Linked DNA regions of Homo sapiens: region 2 is linked to region 1. A link is a contact called in ENCODE Hi-C or POLR2A ChIA-PET data. All regions are on one chromosome and are shown on one strand. The core of a region is the stretch at or near the end of the contact, and the rest is flanking DNA. Distances in the headings are between cores, read along the strand shown. Region 1 overlaps FAT2 (FAT atypical cadherin 2). Region 2 holds the start of SLC36A1 (solute carrier family 36 member 1).

Region 1 (6,524 bases), core at 1,787-4,286:
TGGTGGTGATCAACCCAGTTCGAGCATTAAGTTTAAATCCTACATTCTCTGAAGATGGCTTTAGAACATACTGCAGGTTGGGGAAGGCTGGGGTGACTCTCACCATCACCACGCGGCTGCCAGGAGGGGAAAACTCACTAAGCTGCACTCTGTAAACAGCCTTCTCGAATTTGAGGGAAGACAGTTTGGAAGGTGGTAGGTGAAAGCCCCTGATCTGGGAATAAAAATAAGGGCCGCTCCCACTCCTGGCCTGGAGGCTGAGGTTGAACCCATGAAGGTACTCCATCCAGTTGATGTCTTTGACAGACACCAAACTGAACTCATTGCTCCGGGCATAAGACTTGATGGCTTTGAAGTGCTTTCCAGGGTCACCACCAACAACTTCCACTGACTCCACTTCAGCTCCTGAGCTATTTGCATCGACCAGTACAGTGGCATAGGTGGTACCATCATTGCTGTCTGGTGGAGTCACCACCACCGAAGCAATGGCTGGGGGCTTCCTGAGGGCAGGCTCCACATGAACCACAAGTGCAGCCAGGCTGCCAAACCCATTGCCCTCAGAGATTTTCCGCATGCGGTCCACAGCTAGCACCTGGAGCTCATGCTTTCCTCGCCAGGTGACGTTAAGCTTCCCAGCCACAGTGACCACACCGCTGGTGGGATGGATGGCAAACATCTCTGACCTTGTGTTAAAGGCATAATAGAACTCAGCATTCTGGCCTAGATCAGCATCTGTGGCAGTCACCTTGCAGATGGGGCTCTTCAGGGGCATGTCCTCAGAGATGGTGACTCTGTACGAAGGTGGAGAGAAGAGAGGCTTCAGGTCATTCTGGTCCAGGATGTGGACCACCACACGGGTCAAAGCTTCCAACTCCAAGGTCTTCTCTGTGGCTTGGATGATGAGGGTGTAGCTGTCTCGCACCTCTCTGTTCAGAAGAGCTGTGTTGCTGCTCTTTGTCCTTATTCTTAGGAAGCAGAAGTTGCCCACCACATACTCCTCAGTTTTAAATACATTGGCCACATCCCCAGAGATGATCCGGTACCTCACTGCCCACTGTGGCTCCGCGAGGTAGATGCCCATTTTCTCGAAGCTCTCCACATAGGTCTTGGGAGAAGAATTTTCATAGATGGTGGCATTGTAATGGGAGTGTGTGAAGTGCCAAGCAGAGGAGGAGAGAATCCCTTCTAGAGGCTTCTCACAGGTCGCACAATGGAGCAAGAATATGGCAAAACCCAGCAGGGCAATAGTCATGGTGGAAAACTCCCGAAACCCTGGGCAGAAAATAAAAGACAGGGTGCAAGTTAGGGGGAAAAAATGGTTTCTACTGCTGTGATTCTTAACTGGAGGTGATTTTGACCCTCAAGGGACACTTGGCAATGTCTGAAGATACTTTTGGCTGACCCAGCTTGGGAGTGGTGGTGCTAATGGCATCTGGCAGGTAGAGGCTGGGGATACTGCTAAACAACCTACAATGCATAGGACAGTGCCTTTGTGTGAGTCAGTTCTCACACTGAGAATAAAGACATACCTGAGACTGGGTAATTTATAAAGGAATGAGGTTTAATGGACTCACCGTTCCACATGACTGGGGAGGCCCCATAATCATGGCAGAAGGCAAAGGAAAAGCAAAGTCATATCTTACTTGGCAGCAGGCAAGAGCGCGTAGGCAGGGGAACTCCCCTTTGTAAAACCATCAGATCTCATGAGACTTATTCACTATCACGAGAACAGCATGAGAAAAACACACCCCCATGATTCAATTACCTCCCACTGGATCCCTCCCATGATACAGGGGGATTATGGGAGCCACAATTCAAGATGAGATTTGGGTGGGAACACAGCCAAACCATATCAGCCCTGCAACAGAATTATCCAGCCCCAATGTCAATAGTGCCATGGTTGAGAAACCCCGTGGCTGAAGAATAGCAGACTAGTTCAAAATGCTCTCTCAAAGACACTCAGCAGCTAGAACACAGTCCTGAACTCTTACTCTTTTTTCCCAAAAACTTTCTGTGACTCCTTGGGCGATGGTGAGATAGTCCCAACTCTTAGCCAGGAACCAAGTTTAGCTATCTGGTTCTAAACTACTATTCTCTCTCCTTCCTACAAGGCCTTTCCACTGGGGCTGAGCTCTAGCCAAACTGAGCTGTTTCCGCACATGCAGAGGCTGCAGGAAAGCAAAGTGACCAAGATCCCAGGCGTGGCATCAGGCTGCCTGGCTGTCAGCCCTGCCTCTGTCATTTGCTAGGTAGGTGACTTTTAGAGCAAGTTATTTAACCTCATGAGCCTTCATTTCACCTTCTGTAGAATAAGGATAAGAAAATCATCAATCTCTTAGGATTGTTGTGAAAATTCAGTGAAATAATAAAGGTAAATGACTTATCAGAGTGCCTAGTTTATTGTCAGTTCTAATTTAATGTCAGCCATTATTGATAATAGGAAACTAAGGTTCATAAAAGGAAGGGAGCTGCCCAGGGCCTTATAGCTAGTGGGAGCTCCTTGCACAGACCAGGGTTGCCTCCTTGCCCCAGTCCTATTTATACCTGTTTCACCACATGTCCCTTATAGACAGGGCATGACTCTGACTCATCATGTAACCTGGAACATGAAAACTCCCAGGCTCCTGGAATGTCTGAGTTGAAATGGACATTAGAGATGATGGGCTTCTGTCCCTGCTTTTCATCATAGATGAGTATAGATGGGGAAATAGAGCCCCAGAGTCGAGATCAGTCAAGCTCCAAGTCACACAGTGTGTGGCCGGGTAAGAACTAGTCCCTGGGAGTTAGTTCTTGTTGAACTGATCATGAATAAATGCTTCGCCTCTCTTAGACCCTTGCTGTTTCCCACAGAGCCCATCCCCGAACTCCAGCCTGGGTGAAAATGTGAGACTCACCAGGGCCAAGGATGGGGCAAGGGGCAGGAGGAGCGGGGCAGGGTTTGGCAGGGCCATGTGTAGGTCTGGTGCACCAGGCTGATGCCTGGCTTGCCCCTGGGAGCCTTGATTCCTAGGAGCTTCATGGCTGCCAGCCAGATGCGCTGGAGCATTCTTGGATGAAACTGGCCAGACCTGATTTTCCAGTTGCCTTGCTCTTCAAAGCCAAGGAAGAGTTAAACTTCCAAGGCAAAGGGGGAAGGAGAGGCTTGGAGCCCCGTCTTGCCAGAGTCCTGTGTGAACTGGGCACAGGGTTCCCCAAGATCATGCTGACAGCATTCCGAGATAAGAGGCAGGAATAGAAAAGTCTGCCTAAATCGGGGTCTGAAGGCCTGTGACAGAAAATAATTTCAATATGTCCCACCCTTCGAGCTTCCCTACCACCCGCCTCCCAACTCCTGAGATTCTGTTGGTGGTGCCCTAAGCTTAGGCACCTCAGAAAAGAGAGGGCAGGAAGGTGGCAGATTCTTCATTCGAGGTCTGAAAGTTAGTGGCAGAAAGAGCTGCTGTACGTTTCCCGCCCTGCCTGCCCACTACTGTCCTTCCATGCTTAGAGCTGCAGCCCATAGTGGGGCCAGCCCCAGGCAAAAGCCACACTCACCCTACCCCTGACCCAGCCCCCACAAGCAGAAGGGGACGCCTGAGTCATTCAGCCCCCAACCCATGCAGGATGGCATTGCTTTTGAAGTTGAAACCCCAAGGGAAAGTGAGTCCTCACCCCAGTCCCAGGTCCACTGGCTCCACAGCTCTGTGAGCCCAGGGTGCACGCAGCCTCCCAGCCCTGCCTGCCCTGCTGTGTGGAGAGCTTCCTGTTCACCAGGTCAGCACCCGTGTTGGGCAGGCCCCAGCAAGATACTCTGCTCGATGGCTGCACCGGTGCCTTGCAATGCAGGCGCCGTTAAGATGAGCTGTAGGGAAGGGGAAGGGGAGGGATCTCCCTGGAGGAGGATAAAATGCAGAGAGAATGCACCCTTGGATGGTGGCTTGGTGCCCATGACCTGCCCAGGCTGTAGGACCTGCACACCTGGGGAGTAGTTTGCTGAGGGAGGGAACAGTGTCTGCACAGCTGTTTCCTGGCCCCAGGTTTAGATGAGTGAACAAGCTTGCAGGGCGCAGAAGCATGTTAGGCTCCTTGTACTACCTTCCTAGTTCACAACACCCAGGGACCACTATTTTAAAACATCTTGTGTAAACGTACATCAATTCATATGACTTCCCTGCTTAACACTTTCCAGTGGCTTCCCATAGCACTTAGATTAAAATAGAAACTCCTTGCCCTGGCCTAGAAGGCTCTGCACCTCCTGGGCCCATGCTACTTCTCCAGTTCACAAGCTGCAGCCACACAAAACCCAGACCTGCCTCGGGGCCTTTGCACTTACTGCTTCCCTTAAGATTCTCACATGAATAATTCCTTCTTGTCATTCAGTTTTCAGCTTAAATGTCACCTCCTGAGCTCCTGTTTGGAGTAGACTTCCTGTCAATTCCCCTCTTTATCACTTTGCCCTATTTTCTTCATGACATATATCACTACCCAATATTTTCTTGTTTATTTGTTTAATGACTGTCTTCTTGGACTCCATGAAGAGAGGAGCTCTGTGTATCTTATTCACAGATGAATTCCCTAGTGCCTAGAACAGTGCCTGGTATAGAACCAGGCTCAATCAATACTAGTTGAGAAATGGAAGAATCTAGACTTAGGAAACACAATGACAGAATGAACGCTGAAAGAGCCTTTCATGATCATTCCTTCCTTTTGGAAGCTGGAAAATAAAGTCCCAAAGAAAGAAAGAGACTTGCCCAAAGTCACAGGGTGAGAATTAGAGCCAGGTTCTTTCCTCCTGACTGTGCTTCTGGAAAGAGCTGTGGTCACTTATGAATCTGACTGTTTGATTTCAAATCACAGCTCTACCACTTGCTACCTGTTCAACCTTAGAAAGTTACTCAATATTCCTGAACCTCAGCTTTTTCATCTGTGAGAGAGGGCTCTTAAGAGTACTGCATTCATATTCATAGGGTTTTATGGAGACTACATAAGATCGTGCACGTTAATGTACTCAGCACAGTGCCTGGTATGTAGACAAAACTCAAGACATATTCGTTATTAGATTTTAATGCCAAGGCAGAATCAAAGCCTGGGCTGGGTTGAGGGTGGGGTCCGCTGAAGCCTCTGGAGAAGGTCCAGCCTGTGCCCCAACACAGCAGGAAGCCACTGGTCTCTGGTCGAGTCTAAGCTTGCTGGCCTAGCCACAGACTGTTCCGGGAAGCTGCGAGCAGGCACTTGTCTGGGGTGGGGCCTCATGCTCCTTGGCTCCTCAGGCCCAGAAAGAGACCTGCATCTGAGTGAATGTGCACATTTACAAGAGGGCACACATGCATACTCAGTAGTCAATTTTTTGAATAATTGTGTGGGTACATTAGTTCTGTGTCTACCTGGCCATGAATGGACCCTTTTAGGATATATGTATGAACCAACTCTGCCTCCATGTAACTCCCAGCCCCATTTCAAAGATGTGGAAGGCAGGAGAAGGTGGCTAACAACACACAGGCTCTGGCTGTGTGACCTTGGGCAAATGGCTTGCCTTCTCTGATCCTTAGTTTCCCTACTTCTGCAGGTCGTTTCAAGAATGAAAGTTAGTTAATGCACATAAGTGCCGAGCACAATACGTGATATAGTTTTCAACAAATATTACCTAGTAATACAACTGTTTAGTACCTGGCTTATACTATTAACTGTTGAGTTTGTGGATAATAAAAACTTTCAGGCCAGGCGCAGTGGCTCATGCCTGTGATCTCAGGACTTTGGGAGGCCAAGCGGGGCAGATCACAAGGTCGGGAGATGAAGACCATCCTGGCCAACATGGTGAAACTCCGTCTCTACTAAAAATACAAAAATTAGCTGGGCGCAGTGGCATGTGCCTATAATCCTAGCTACTCGGGAGGCTGAGGCAGGAGAATCGCTTGAACCAGGGAGTTGGAGGTTGCAGTGAGCCGAGATCGCGCCACTGCACTCCAGCCTGGCAACAGAGCAGGACTCCATCTCAAAATAAAACAAAACAAAAAAGACTTTCAGACAAATTATTCCGTCATCCCTGATCTATGCTTGTGCAGGCTAATTTTCTGCAACTTAGTGCTGTAGGGCTTTATAGAGGCTGTGATTCAGTTCACCCTGTGTTTCAGCTCTCTACTCCAGCTTCTCAGGATCTTGATTCCGACATTCAGAAACCTGATAGTTGTAACATTCATGTCTTTGTCCAACTCATTGATAAAAGTTTGAACGTGGAGGGCTCCTCATCACTGGGGGAATCCAAGCAGAATCTGGGTGGCCACCTGAGGAGCATATTCTACTGTAGGAGGATATTTGTCCTTGGGGGAGATAAGAAGCATTCTGAAGTCCCTTCCAACTCATACGGGCATGGTTCTTTGGCCTGTGCATGCCTATGGTCTCTATCAGACCCTAAACGAGCCCCCCAATGGCAGCGAAGGGATTTCCTCTCTGTGGATCAGGGTTATACACCTGCCAATGCTTGTTTGAGAGTCAGTGTAATAAGCTGATCCCTGACCTGGGTTCTGGGAGGCTGAGACCTAAAGTCA
Region 2 (6,524 bases), core at 1,446-3,945, 120 kb before region 1:
TTTTCTTTCTGATTTGGATGCCTTTCTTTCTTTTGCTTTTTTGGCTGATTGCTCTTGCTAGTACTTCCAGTACTATGTTGAATAGAAGTGGTGAGGGTGGGTATCCTTGACTGCTACTGGATCTTGGTGGAAAAGCTTTCAGTTTTTCCCTATTAATTAAAATGTTAACTGTGTGTTTTTCATAAACGACCTTATTATGTTGAGGAATGTTCTTTCTATACCTAAACTATTGAGAGTTTTTTTTTATCAAGAAGGTATGTTGGGGTGGGGGTTAGGGAAGGAAAAGATGTTGGACTTTGTCAAATGCTTTTGCCAGGCCAATTGAGATAACCATGTGGTTTTCATTTTTCATCCTGTTAATATGATGTATTATATTGCTTGATTAGTGTATGTTAAACCAGCCTTGCATGCCAGGGATAAATCCCACTTGGTCATGATACATAATTTTTTTGATTGTTGTTGAATTCTGTTTGCAAATATTTTATTGAGGATTTTGTACCAATGTGCATTAGCGAAATCAGCCTGTAATTTTCTTTTCTTGTGGCGTCTTTCTCTGGCTTAGGTATCAAGGTGATGCTGGCCTCATAAAATGTGTTTGGAAGTATTCCCTCTAGCTCCATTTTTTGGAAGAGTTTAGTAACAAACCTTCTTCTTTGAATGTTTGGTAGAAGTCAGCTGTGAAGCCATCTGGTCTTGTTGGGAAGTTTAAACAGAAAACCAGAAAGTCAGATAGTCCCTGTCTCATCTTCAATCTCTTTATTTGTTATTAGTCTGTTCAGGCTTTCCATTTCTTCCTGATTTCAATCTTGGTAGGTTGTATTTTTCTAGGGATTTCTCCATTTCATCTGGGTTATCCAATATGTTGGCAAATAATTGTTCACAATAGCCCCATATGATTCTTTTTATTTCTGAAGCTTCTGTTGTAGTGTCTTCACTTTCATTTTTTATTTTATTAGTCTTCTTTTTTTTCTTAGACTAGCAAAGGGTACGTCAATTTAATTTTTTCCAAAAAATCAACTCTAGTTTTATTGATTTTGTCTGTTTTTTTTTCTGTTGTCTATTTGATTTATTTCTGTTCTGCTCTTTCTTTTCTTCTTTTAACTTTGGGTCTTGTGAGCTCTTCTTTTTCCAGTTTCCTGAGGTATAATGTTAAACTATTTAATTGGTCTCTTTCTTCTCTTTTAATGTAGGCATTTATTGCTATAAACTTCTCTCTTAGAACTACTTTTGCTGCATTCCATAAGCTTTGGTATGTTATGTTTCCATTGTCAATTGTCTGAAAATATTTTTTAAATTTCCCGTTTGATTTCATCTTTGACCCACTGGTTGTTTCGAAGCATAGGACTGGGTATGGTGGCTCACACCTATAATCTCAGCACTTTGGGAGGCCGAGGTGGGCAGATCACCTGAGGTCAGGAGTTTGAGACCAGCCTGACCAACATGGTGAACCTCGTCTCTACTAAAAATACAAAATTAGTCGCGCGTGGTGGCACGTGCCTGTAATCCCAGCTACTTGGGAGGCTGAGACAGGAGAATCGCTTGAATCCAGGAGGCAGAGGTTGCAGTGAGCCAAGATTGCACCACTGCACTCCAGATGGGGCAATAAGAGCGCAACTTTGTCTCAAAGAAAAAAAAAAGCGTGTTGTTTAATTTCCACATATTTGTGAATTTTCCAAGATTCCTCCTGTCATTGATTTCTAGCTTCATATTATTATGGTCTGAAAGAATATTAATATGATTTCAATCTTCTTAAATTTAAGGCTTGTTTTTTGGACTAGCATATGGTCTATTCTAGAGAATGTTTCAAGTGTGTTAGAGAAAAAATGTGTATTCTGTTTCTGTTGAATGGAAAGTTCTGTATATATCTGTTAGGTTCATTTGGTTTAAAGTGCAATTCAAGTTCATTATTTCCTTATTTTCTCTCTAGTTGCTCTATCCATTGTTGAAAGTGGGATATTGACCCTCCTACTATTGTGTTGCTATCTATTTCTCCCTTCATGGCCATTAATATTAGTTGTATGTATTTAGGTGCTCCAATTTTGCATGCATATATATTTACAGTTGTGTCTTCTTGATGAATTGACCCCTTTATTATTAAACAATGATCTTCTCTGTCTCTTGTGACAGTTTTTGACTTGAAGCCTATTTGTTACATAATTGTTAAAGGAAAAGTCTGTAACAAGGAGGTAAAAGGAGAAGCCTAGATAATACAATACTGAAATGTTGCCATCCATTTAAAAATGTTACTTTAAAAATTTGAATGTATTAAAAGATAATGTTGCCCTACCCCACAGTTCCATTTCCAGTAGCAACCACAGATGATAGTTTGTGTATGCTTCTGAAAAATTGGAAGTTTTAAAAATATGCATATTTCTTATTATAAAAGCAATACAAACTCATCGAGATGTGTAAAAGAAAATACAGCCAGTGTAAAAATTAGCAATATTTCACAAACCCACAACTCAAGGGACAGTGCTCTTCGACTGGACTCTGCCCCATGCCCAAGATCAATGCCCTGTTCAGTTCCTATTCGCAGTCCCCAGCGCCCAGGAACATAGTCCTTCCAGCAGTGGCAGTAATAGGTCGCCAGGTGGTGCTGTGGAGCAGAGCTCCGGAGCTCAGTGAGAAAAAAGGCGCGGCCGCTCAAGGGAGCACGTGACCTCGGCCTCTGGCGTGGGCGGTGGGATCACGTGATGAGGTCCGGAAGCGGCTGCCGGGCAGCAAAGGAGGATGGCGAGGGGCTGATACTGAACCCGGGAAGGGTGGGCTGTGCTGAAGCCAGAGCCGGAGCCGGAGCTGGGGCCAGAACCCGAGCAGTGAGTTCCTCCACTGGCTGCCGGCTGGCGGCGCTCGCCGCCTTGGGCAGGACCCACCTCGCCTTCCTCCCGGCGTGGCAGATGCTCCAGGTCAGGCACTGGATCCGCCCGGGCTGTGGGTCCGCGACTCCTTGGCGTCCCCGGGCCGCAGCTGCGGTACGACGCTGACACCCCTCTGTGAATTGGGCGAAGCGTGGAGATCCCTTGTCCCTCGCGCTATCTCCCTTGACCTCGTGGGGTTGGGATCTCACCGTCCTGTTTGACTGACAGGTGGGGGAAACTGGGGTAGATGGTGAAGATAACCCAAAGGACCATCTAGGGCGTCTTTCACGCTTCGCACAGGTCTCCCCGTTTCCAGCAAATGTCTTGCCCGCTGCGGGAGCGCTGCTTGAGACAGGCTCATAATGGGTCTTTGGGTCAGAACTGCAAGGACGCTGGGAAGTCGTCTGGTGCAGCTCCCTCCTAGGACAGTTGGAGAAACTGAGCCCTTACTCCGGGAAGGGGTAAGGGCTTGCCTAAGGTCATCCAGTGAGTTAATCGGAGACCCGGAGACCTGCGACTAGAATGCAAATGTTCCTAAGCTTCAGCAGCTGTTTGCTTTTCGCCACACCGCCTCCTGCGGGAAACTTCACCTGTGAAAAGGCACTCCTTTCTGTCCCTTTCTCTTTTAGTCCTCTCCCTTTTTAGCTGTCTGCATTTTCCACCGCTGGGGTTGGATTTGCTCTGGGTGTGGTTCCCTGTTTGTTCATTATTTTTCTGCAAACTCATCCTTCTGTAGGTTTGGTTTCTAACCTTCCTGCATTCTATGTAAGTCACACCAAAATATGAAATATGAATCGGAATGTGCTTCTGGGAAGATAGGTGGCTGAGCCGAGGTTGTGGAGAGCCCTGACGTTAACTTGAAGAATGTAAAGACCTTTGCTTTATTTTTTCTGTAACTTGTCAGATTTGGGATTGCTTATTTGGATGGACGTTTTGCAGTTATTTGAATTTTGCTGAAGATAGCATCATGGTGCAATGGACAGAACAGAGATTGGGGAATCAGGATATTTTGTCCTAGCTCTGCCGCTTACCTGGCAACCTTAAGTGACTCGCGTTTGGGTTTCTCAGTCTAGACAGTGATGGAATTGAATTCTTAAGGGCCCCTTCTGCTGTGATCTGGATGTTGTGCATCTTTCTAGGCTTGTTTTTTTGTTTGTTTGTTTTTAAATAGAGATGAGGTCTCACTATGCTGCCCAGGCTGATCTCAAACTCCTGGGCTCAAGTGATCCTCCCACCTTGGCCTCCCAAAGTATTGCGATTACAGGGGTGTGAGCCAGTGCCCCTGACCAGGGTCTGTTTGTTTTTTTATTCCGAGAGATTTTACCCGCTGTGTACACTGAGTATCAGCCTTGCAACAAGACTTAATCTAATTGTGTAGGAAGCAGTTTCCTCTGCTTATTCCTCTGTTGCTATAAAATCCTCCTCCTCTTTCTTCCTATCTCTGTATTATGTCTAAGCTAAATACTAACAGCTGAAAATGATTTTTAACTGTCTGTTATTATTTTAAACATGATCAGGGCCCTCTTCTGACTCTTGTCTAGAGCCTCGTTTACAGTAATTAACTTACTTGTACATTTAGAACATGTTTTCGTTAAAAATGTTCTTGAAGTCAAGTGGAAAGGGACAAACTTTGTGTTTGTCTGGGGATGGAGGCTACGTGCAGCAGAGGCTGTGCTGATAACAGCTTTAAGCCTCTCCCTTTGTTTTCTGATTGTATCGTTTATATTCGCCTGCTCTGGAGTCCTTGTTTTCCCTTTAAGGCATGTAGCTGTTCATTCAGCCTCCTCTTGTGGCAGTTCGAAGTGCTCAGAGTTTTCTCTGTTCCAAAGGCGGTGTAAGAAAAAGGGATTCCATTTATTTTATAATATTCTGGAGACTACAACTGGGACCAATAGATGAAAGTGCCATAAGGGAAGGGTGTTTGGTAAGTGTTAAAAACTTTCAAAGAATTAGTGGTCTCCTGTATTAGAACACTGAGCACGGAGCTCCCTGTCACTGGAGGTAATCGTCTCTGGGCAATTACTTCGGGGATGTTGTAGATGAAATTAGATTGTTGGGTAGAGGGTTGGACTAGACAAAATTTTAAGTTTTCTTTCAACTCAAGAGTCTGTGACATTCTAGGACTGGACTTACTAGCATGTAGAGTGGATGGAGCAGATGTCCACTTACTAGCATGTGGGATGGATGGAGCAGATGTCCACTTATTACTAGCATGTGGGATGGATGGAGCAGGTGTCCACTTAGTGGCATGTAGAGTGGATGGAGCAGATGTCTGCTTACTAGCATGTGGGATGAATGGAGCCGATGTCCACTTACTGGCATGTAGAGTGGATGGAGCAGATGTCCACTTATTAGCATGTGGGATGGATGGAGCCGATGTCCACTTACTAGCATGTAAAGTGGATGGAGCAGATGTCCGCTTACTAGCACGTAGAGTGGACGGAGCAGATGTCCACTTACTAGCATGTGGGATGGATGGAGCTGATGTCCACTTACTAGCATGTGGGATGGATGGAGCTGATGTCCACTTACTAGCATGTGGGATGGACGGAGCCGGTGTCCACTTACTAGCATGTGGGATGGACGGAGCCGGTGTCCACTTACTAGCATGTGGGATGGATGGGGCAGGTGTCCACTTACTAGCATGTAGAGTGGATGGAGCAGATGTCCACTTACTAGCATGTAGAGTGGATGGAGCAGATGTCCACTTACTAGCATGTGGGATGGACGGAACTGGTGTCCACTTAACTAGCATGTGGGATGGATGGAGCCGATGTCCACTTACTAGCATGTGGGATGGATGGAGCAGATGTCCACTTACTGGCATGTAGAGTGGATGGAGCTGATGTCCAGTTTTGTGATTACTTTGTTTCTATTTATAACCTTGTCTCAGGTAACTATTCTCATATTAAGTACTCCTGCTTTTTCTTTCTTTTTATCACCACCACCTCCCCTCCAGTGAGTATCTCAGTTCTTTAAATGCTTGATATCGCTTCAAAGGTCAGATGAGTGAATAGTCTTCTGTTTCTGCTTTTCCTGGCCTGGTGCTGATAACCGCTTCCAAAGTGCATGACTGATTAGCATTACTCACACCTAGGCCAGCTTTTCTCTTTTTCCCATAGAGGAACTCACATGGAATCCGTTTATTTCCATCCAGGCCTTCTCTTGTTTCCCATAGAAGAAGCTCTCACTGAGTCTGTTTACTTCCACCCAGGCCTTGGAAGAATCCTGTACCTCTCTCCTTTGGCCAGGCCTTACTGTGATGAGCACATAAAGGTAGCCTCTACTTAATGGGCATGGGGGCCGATGGATGGGGCATTGTAAATAGGCTGAAATAGGAACCACACGGTGCTGCATTTGGGGTTGTCTCTTCTTTTATCCCCCAAAATATTTCTCTTGGAAGCCTTGACACCCAGGGCCAGTTCTTTTTTTACTTATTATTTATTTTATTTTATTATTATTATTTTTTTGGAGATGAGGTCTCACTATTTTGTCCACGCTGGTCTTGAACTCCTGAGCTCAAGCAGTCCTCCCACCTTGGCCTCCCAAAGTGCCGGGATTACAGATGTGAGCCACCATGCTTGGCCCCAGGGCTAGTCCTTAATGACCATCTCTAGTAGGAAAAGCCACTCTGTGCTTTCCTTTTCCATGAAGTTAGGAAATCTG

Evidence for each region. Hi-C counts contacts between places; a loop is a spot of excess contacts on that map. ChIA-PET counts read pairs that join two places held with the same protein, here RNA polymerase II (POLR2A). Pooled maps may share reads with other maps.
Region 2: a map of mammary epithelial cell shows a loop between it and region 1 (4-fold over the local background). The contact joins the promoter of SLC36A1 here to the enhancer-like site in region 1. A Hi-C loop is called at or near these places in 1 of 168 maps with a recorded cell type or tissue (mammary epithelial cell) and 3 of 50 pooled maps. POLR2A ChIA-PET finds 5 or more read pairs at or near these places in 3 of 52 experiments (AG04450, BJ and OCI-LY7).

Annotation. Positions count from the first base shown.
Region 1 is chr5:151,567,680-151,574,203 of GRCh38, forward strand. FAT2 (FAT atypical cadherin 2) reads right to left here. Exons shown (of 24, transcript NM_001447.3): 2 at 1-1,272. The coding sequence starts at 1,252. Among named protein-coding and RNA genes, the nearest start is that of FAT2, 20 kb to the right of the region's middle. RefSeq lists enhancers at 1,704-1,793, 3,690-4,202. Within about 2 kb of position 3,037, at least 4 of the 41 ENCODE cell types and tissues checked have a DNase peak (open chromatin) inside an H3K27ac peak, as active enhancers do; they include mammary epithelial cell, where a contact is called at or near this core.
Region 2 is chr5:151,444,908-151,451,431 of GRCh38, forward strand. It overlaps SLC36A1 (solute carrier family 36 member 1), which reads left to right and starts at 2,696. Exons shown (of 11, transcript NM_078483.4): 1 at 2,696-2,906. RefSeq lists an enhancer at 2,676-2,725.